2 separate regions of the Mus musculus genome follow, and region 2 is linked to region 1. A link is a loop called in an ENCODE intact Hi-C map of the cell type or tissue named here. Cell type or tissue: heart. All regions are shown on one strand.

Region 1 (4,000 bases):
TACTACAGCCCAGTGGAAGGCATGGGTTGTGGGCTCAAGACAGATACATGAAGTTTGCTTTGTTTTTGTTTTTGTTTTTGTTTTTAAATAAACATTGAGTAACAGGCAGGGGCACCTGGCCAGGTCCTAAAGGTCACCCCAGCCCTGCAGGTATTCAATCCTAGCCAGAAGGACTCCTGAGAGCAGCCTATCACTGTGAGGACAGGAAGATTCATACAGGAAATTGAGAACACTCAGAAGGGCCCTACTGAGCCCCACTGTGTTCTTGGCTAATTACTTATCTATTCAATAGAAAAGGAATATTGAACTAATCACTACCAGAGCCATCAAAGAGAAACCACAGAGACAGGGCAGTCCTACAGCCCAGAGTGCTGTGCTCCAGGCGGTCCACGCTGCCACGGGTTCCCATCTGCAGCCTCCCAAGGTATCTGTGAGGGCAGGCTGGCCCAGAGCCAATCCTAAAAGAGAAATACCCTTTATATGTTCTTTCTCTGACTAGGCAATTAATTTAATCTAAGATTTAATGAAAGACCCCAGAAGGGAAGGGGTGAACGCACACGCTGGGCTGTCACCATGCCATCTCCACTTCTCTCCGGGGACCATGAGGCTTTCCAAGCCATCTGCTTTAAATCCTCTTCCCACAGATGTCACCACAGGGCACCAACACCTCTGAGGAGGGGGCTGGTGCCAAGCCCGACCGACAGTTCCAGAGGGTAGGCTGGGCTCATCACTGTCTAGTCCATAGTCAGGGTCCAGCCTGGGACTTGCCGCAAAGAGCAACAAATGTCCCTAAGCCATGGAACTCTCCCAGAGCCCCTCCTTGATCACTCACTCATCCCACATTTCCCTATCCACACCAGATCTGATCCAGATTCCTAACTGGTTTTTACCTGTTGAATGTTTAGGAAGCATCCTTGCCTTTCCACAAAGACACGGGCCCACCCTAGAGGGGACAGTTACGTTCCCAGAGCTGTGGTGAGAGAGTGGGGATGTGGCTCCATTTCCCCAGCATAGCTAAATCTTCCCCGATCCACAGGTACTACTGACAGCCAGTCACAGCAGCAAAGAAAACCTGCTCCATATTTGTGGGTAGCAAAGCCGGCTTCTTTTTAAGAAATCGCAACCTATCCAAGTTCACCAAGCAAAAGCAAGCAAAGAAGTAACCACACTGTCCTAAACAGAACACTGAGCAAGCATAACCTGCACGCGTGAAGTGGCCCTGGGCTGGGCCCAGGGTTCCTGCGCCGCAGGCAGCAGGTAGCTGGCGAAGCACCAGCCCCACCCCCGGGGCAGGCCCTGAAGTTGCAGCCCCTTTTTACCTGGACACTGCAGCTATGGGACAGCCGGGAGAAGGGGGACCCCGGAGCTCAGATTCCCGCTGAGTCGTTCAGCAGGAGCGCCTAGGCAGAATGGGACCCCGCTGGGGTGGCGGCGGGGACCGTAGGAGCAGAGCTGGGAGGGAGAGGCGAGCGGCAGGCAACCAGGAGGAGGTAGGCGTGGGAGGGCTTGAGGGAGAAAAGGGGGTGTGCGGGCAGGCTTCTAGGGTGCAGGGCTGAGAAAGGGGAGACGGATCGGAGGGCAGGGACCCCTCTCCAACGCGGGGAGGGTATGGGGAGAGGTGGCAACTGGGGAGCGCGTAGATAAGGGAAAGAGCTTGGTGGCAGGGCTCACACCCGCTGCTTGGAAGCCCGCCCCTGCCTCCGGATCTTGGCATCGCGGACACCTCTCCGGGGTCGCCCCCCAAGACCCTAGACACAAGCCCGCCTTGCGAGAAGCCTCACAACCGCTGGGACCCGGCGCGCACCACACTCACCGCCTACGGTCCCGGCCTCCGTCGCTGTGCGTAGGGATCTCCACCCGCAGCCAGCTCCTCCTGGCGGGAGTGCAGGCGGCGGTGGCGCGCGCAGGCCGCCAAACTCGGGGTTCCGCAGCGCCCCCTACCGGGACCGCCGGGTCCCTGCCCGGCCCGACGCGCTCAGGGCGCCCTGGAGCTCCGCCCCGCAGGCGGCCGTGCGGGACCAGCAGGCTGCGGCGACCCGCATCCCGGGCCTTGGAGGCACACATGGCCTGGAGTGTCCAAACAGTCATCCAGACAGGCTCCGGTCGCGCCGTCCGGGTCCGGGAAAGCGCGCGCACTCGGAGCGCACAGGGCCTATGCTCCTCCCTATGCCGGACTTAGGACCCGGGAGGGTGCCATGGCCCCAGGACACTGCCCTGGACCCGTCCCAGCCTTGGCTAGGGTGCTTTGTGACTGCGTGCCTAACTCCGCGCCGCGGATCTAGCTGCGGATGTGGGTCCTGCGGTGCCTCGTGGACTCAAAACTGGCATATCCTAGCCACCGTGCCACCTCCACCCAAGCGCCTGTCCCGCGCTTCTCTTCCGGCGCGGGCCACATCCGGCCTGTGTCTACTCTAGACCTGGCAGTAGTTTTGTCCCTAAAGGCCTGCAGGCATCCACCCTTGAGAGGTCGTGGCTGTGTCACGGGGGCGTTTCTGCATGACCCCAGGGCTGCCAGCCAAAGACCCGCGCAGCACTCGTTCTATAAAGCTGTGTTTGTGGGTCTTTTGTTGTTGTTGTTTCAAATGCTGTAAAAAAGGATCTCACCAACCACAATTGTGAGATTGCCTTTGTTGTCAGTTCTGGGACTACAGTGACACCCTTGTGCCTCTCTCAACTGCAAAAGAGGTGCGGTTTTGAGGGTAGCGCATCACTTGATTTTCCCTAACTCATTCGATAGTGACTAAATCAAAACACTTTATATTTTATCCATATTTTTACCTCCAATTTCTCCCCTCAAATCAGCTAGATTCTACTTCCCTAGCCTGCATTCCATTTACCCCCATGGTCCAGCCATCTGGAATGCCTTCTCTGTTCAATGCCTTGATGGCCAGCTGGCACTTGCCTGAGGACACTAGTTACTATCCCTCTCACCCAATTACCCAGGCTCAACACCACCTTCAGCCTGCTTATCCCTTCAGTACTAGCGACAGCTTTCTCCAATACGTGAGCATGAAATCTCACTCCCCGTTAAATTCCTACTTGGGCTGGCCCTCAAGGACCACCACAGTCCAGGCATCCTATCCAACACAGACTCTTCCTTCTCGCCACGGACTCTTGACAGTTCTGCTCTAATTCCAAGTTCCACTCCTTCACAAGTCACACAGGCTGCAGATGACAGACAACTCCATCCACACTAGCCCAAAGCAAAATACATACATACATACATACATACATACATACATACATACATACATACATACATCAGAAAAGGGGGTTAGGGCAGGGCTTGTCAGCTTCAGGCCTGGAACTTGACCCCAGATGCTCAGCTTTGCTTTCTCTCAAGTCTACTACCCTTTCAGGAACACGGGAGTCTCCAGCCGACGCAGGCTCGCAACTCTGCCTCCACCACAAACCCAGCCTCTCTCTGCAAACTACCCAGGCCTGATTTTGTTCTGGATGGAGCCCTTGTGGGTCTGTGCCACATCTTCTGTAACCCATAGGCGTATGTTCCCTTTCTTGGCTACTTACTTACCCTTCCCATGGGATATGTAGACAGTCTTAGGTTCAACATGACCACAAGAGGATGAAAGGTGACTCGGGCATCATTTCTCTACAAAAATTTGCCACTATCCCACTCGACTGGGGTATTCTCCACTATTCTTCTGGAAGTGGGAACAGGTCTCCTCTGCCTGAATCTTCCTCCACGCGGCACTTAGAGTTTCCATCGTTGCACCTTCCTACAATCCAGGTTAATACCGGATACCACGATCATCTTTCCCTCTTTCCTTCAACCTCTATTCCCTGAACACTTCGACATTTTTCCCACTCTGGAGAAAGCATTCCACCTCCTTTCCTGAGGGTCTTTAAGGGTTGAAGGGTTTCCAGGGAAGGGAAAAGGAGAGGTTCCTACAGGGGAGAATGGCAAGCCTCCCTCTGCAGTGATAAAATAGGGTATCTGTCTGAGGCAGCTGGAGCCACTTGGCTAATGGCTGGGGAGGCA
Region 2 (4,000 bases), 210 kb before region 1:
GCTGGCCTTACTGGTGTATTCCTCAAAACAAACTTTGACACACACAAACACACTCTGAAATCACCATAAAAGCACAGTACCGGAAATGCATAAGCCAGCAACACAGTTGTTACACTTTGAGTCTGAAATGTCCTCCCCAGGATCCTGGTCCCTAGCTGGTGGTGCCATTTCTGGAGACTGGTGGGCCTGGACGTAGGCTCCTGGAGTGGGCCTTTGAGGCCTGCTTTTAGTGGAGACCTTTCTGCTTCCAGATCCACCAAGATATGGACAGACCACCCGTACGTTCCCATGCCTTTCCTTCAGTGGTGGATCCTAGCCCCTGAACTTGTAGGCCCAAATAAATCCCCCTTCCTTCATTCTGTCTGGTATTTGGCCATGTAATGAGAAAAAGTGACCCAGTTAGTACTTTATGGTCATTATCAAGTATTGTGCAATACGCAGAATTGTGTTGCCCTGTTTTTATATGGGTGTGTATATATAGTGTATACAGTGATGTAGAAGTGCTCACACTAGCGTGACCTAAGTCCTGAGTGACATTGGCCTTGACGTTCTGATGGCAACTGTGTCACTAGGTGCTGAGAATTTTTCAGCTCCATTATACCCTCATGGGGCCTTCCATCTATATCCAGTATGTCATTGATCATATAGCACAAGACCATTCATACAGTCCTTTCCTTATGCTGAACAATGCCTTCTGTCTCTGGCATCTGGAAAGTTCTCAGTAAGGTCCTACTCAAGCCCCAGTCACCTGATCCTGATTTCAGATCTGCTTGGAAAGCAGGGCTGTTGAAGAAGAGGGTCAGGGTGGCTTTTGAAGGAACTTTAGGGGTTTTCCTCATAAAAATAAGAAAGGGCTCAGCAGGAAAACCCACAGATATCCTATACTAAGAAGACTTGGAAAGGCCAGCGCTTTTTAAAAATTCTGGGGGAAGTGCCTTGTGTAGGCAGCCAGAAGCCACTTGCTCTTCAGAGAACTGCGAGTGGATGGAGCTATGTGAGTTGACTGAAGGACTTCAGTAGGGTCTGCAAGTGGGCCCCATGGGGATCCCCTCTCTCTCCCAGCCTGGACATGTACAGCCAGGACGCATTTCCATGTGGTCCGATTTCTTTTCCTTCACTTAGGTTCCCAATTCCTTCTCCTTCCATTAATGGGTAGCTAGTTCCTCTCCCCAGCCCCACCTTTCTAAAGAGACTTCCCATTTCCACGACCAAACATCCATCCTCACTTGTCAGTGTTCATGCTAAAAGGTCTGCGTGCTGGGAGTGGCCTCAGTCTTGGGCAAACTGGGATGTTGGTCAGGCTGGATGGCAGATTGTATGCTCGGTGGGTGTCTCACCTTGATGTCACTATACAGTTGCTTGGAGGACCGTGCTGGGGAAAGGGACCCTGGGCTTCACTCTTCTCGAGGGTCCTGCTTCACGTCAGAGGCTGAGTTGAGGATGGATTTTCCCAGAGAGCAGGCCAAGACCTGAGTGGCTGTGGGGTTGACCAACTGGAACAATGAAGGGATCTTTGAAGAAAGGACAGACACACAGACATGCATACAGAAACTCTGAGATCAGGTGGGCTGTATGCTTTGATGGAGACACACCAGCAGCTGCCCAGAAACAGGGCATTTATTTTATACATCCAAATTGAGGAGATGGATATCTGTCTGTCTGTATGTCTGTCTTAATGAGGAAGCAGATCTAGCTTATCCTGGTAGGAGGTCTCTATAGGGTAGCTGTCTCAGGCTGTACACACTGGGGAGGAGGAAGCCGTAGTGCATTCTTTTCTGCTCATACTATCAACATCTGCACAAGGGTAAAGGGAAGGTTTCATCATTCCCATGCATCTGAGGCATTAGGGTTTGTGACACAGCTGTGCTCATGTCCACAGCACATGCTCACCAAGGACTTCATCCCACAGAGTAGCAGTGAGGCCCCAGGCAAAGAGATGCAGAGGTCTGAGTCTGTCTCTCACCAGCACTGGGGTGCAGAAACTGTCATATTAAGTGTTAAGAAATGACCCCATGGACAGAAGAGACCATTTTAATAGGCCAGGAGCTTGAACAAAGACATACGGTGGAGAAAGGGCTAGCTGGTGTCTGTGGGAGTGGTGACAGCCGGCCCCTCCCTAAACTCAAATGTAAAGGACAAGAATACAGATGGAATCCTGTATATTATGTGTCTGGGTATTTGAAAGCTGTAAGCAGGGCTAAAGGTCTTAATTAAATATGTTCTCTTTGCCTCTTGTACGTGGTCTCAGGTTGGTTGACTGTAGGAGAGAAAGCAGCCATCTCAGAGATGTGTCAGCTCCTCTCTGGCAGTGCCTGGCTGCTCCTGTGACGTGAGTAACCTTCTATGGCTGACATGCCATTTCCTTGCCCTACCATTAGGGGGACCAGGGTGTGTAGCTGATTGCCCAGACTTTGGGCTTTTGCTATTCTACAGCAGAGGGCACTGAACGAACCTGATCTCTGCAGACACTGGTTTGTCCTGAAGATTCTGGCTCCCATCTAAGCTCTGGCCTTCTCCACATGTCACCCTTTTGGGGGGGTGGGTGCATTTCTTTGACTCATCTTTCATCTCTGGAACTCTGGCTTCTTTCTTATATAAGCTTCATGGGAGACATCTTTCATTTCCGGTATGAATCATTCTAAAACCAAAAGATGATCCCTGGTCCTTCCTTAACCCTAGCGTCTCAAATCCAACCCAACACCAAGTCCCACTGATTCTACCTTCTAAGTCTCTCTCAGCTTTTCTCCTTCTTCCCCATTGCCACTGCAGACATACAATCTAAGTCACTATCACCTTTAGCTCAGTCACTTCCTAACAGCTGTTTCTAGCCATCACCGTCCACCAAGGCATTTTCTACATTCAGCCAATGTGGCTTGCTTTTTTTTTGAAACAGGGTTTTTCTATCTGGCTGGCTCGAAACTTAATATGTAGACCATGCTGGGGCTTGAACTCAGGGGGCTTCTCTTTCCTCTATTTCTCCCTTTCTCTCTCCCTTCTTTTTTCTTCTTCTTTCCATCCTTTGGATTGAACCCAGGGGCTCACACATGCCAGGCAAGCACTGAGCCACGTCTCTAACCTAAGTGCCTCTGGGTTGCTCTTCATACAAGACCCAGATCTACAGCACAAAGGCCCTGCATATCTCAGCCCTTTGTCATCCCTATTGATCTCAAGCCTGGCTCACCTGCATTCTGGTCAGGACCGGCCTCCCATGCAAGGCGATCTCTCCAGAGGCGGACCTCAGCACACACCATTCCAGGGCCCAGAACTCCTCTCCTTGCTACCTGTTACTCAGCTCACATGTCACTTCTTCAAGGCCAGTTTTTCTTAAGGTTTAAACTAGGGCAGTGGCTTTCAACCTTCCTAAGTCTGTGACCCTTTAATACAGACCCCATGCTGTGGTGATTCCACTGCTCCTTTCTAACTATAATTTCACGAGTATTATGAATAGTAATGTAAATATCTGATACACCGGGTATCTGATACGTGACCCCCAAAGAGGTCACGACCCATAGGTTGAGAATGACTGGACTAGGGCATGGCCTGCTAGCACCAGGCAGTAAGCGCCTCTTCTTCACAGCACTTTACAGTGGTTGCAATTACTCATTTTCTGGTGTGTTTCTCTCCGGATCATGCAAACCGCTTTCTGCTTCTCCTGGATTCTCAGGACCTAACTCAGCTGTGCTTCAGGGACTTGGTGCCAGTCTCATTTGAATCTCTGAGCATGTGGCTAGCGGTCTGTAGGCAGCCCCATTCTTCCAACTGCTCAAGTTTGAAAACTTAAAGCGTTAGCCTTGCTTCGTTTTTCTTATGTCCTGGCACCTAACCAACACCACCAACAACTATTAAAGCTATCTTCAAAGTCCACTCAACGTCTTCAGCGTTGTGTGCTTCCTAACGGAAGAAGAGGGTTCCACTGAGGAAGACTTCTTGGCAATTCCTACATTGTGAACACCTCATTTCCTTATGGCTAAATTTAAAAGGGGGAGGAATGGCGTCTACT

Evidence for each region. Peaks named below come from ENCODE experiments on the same cell type or tissue, not always from the same donor. Only the 100,000 strongest peaks of a DNase experiment are listed, where the experiment ranks them.
Region 2: it touches region 1 in a loop (4-fold over the local background); 1 of 42 quality-filtered maps calls a loop at or near these places.

The regions. Positions count from the first base shown.
Region 1 is chr9:96,887,546-96,891,545 of GRCm38, forward strand. Pxylp1 (2-phosphoxylose phosphatase 1) reads right to left here and starts at 1,929. Exons shown (of 6, transcript NM_001289647.1): 1 at 1,814-1,929. In heart, a CTCF peak has its summit at 1,938 (motif pointing left); DNase peaks (open chromatin) are centred at 1,396, 1,876 and 2,266; H3K4me3 peaks cover 2,548 bases; H3K27ac peaks cover 2,473 bases.
Region 2 is chr9:96,673,265-96,677,264 of GRCm38, forward strand. No RefSeq gene overlaps it. Among named protein-coding and RNA genes, the nearest start is that of Rasa2, 44 kb to the left of the region's middle. In heart, a CTCF peak has its summit at 2,369; a DNase peak (open chromatin) is centred at 2,367.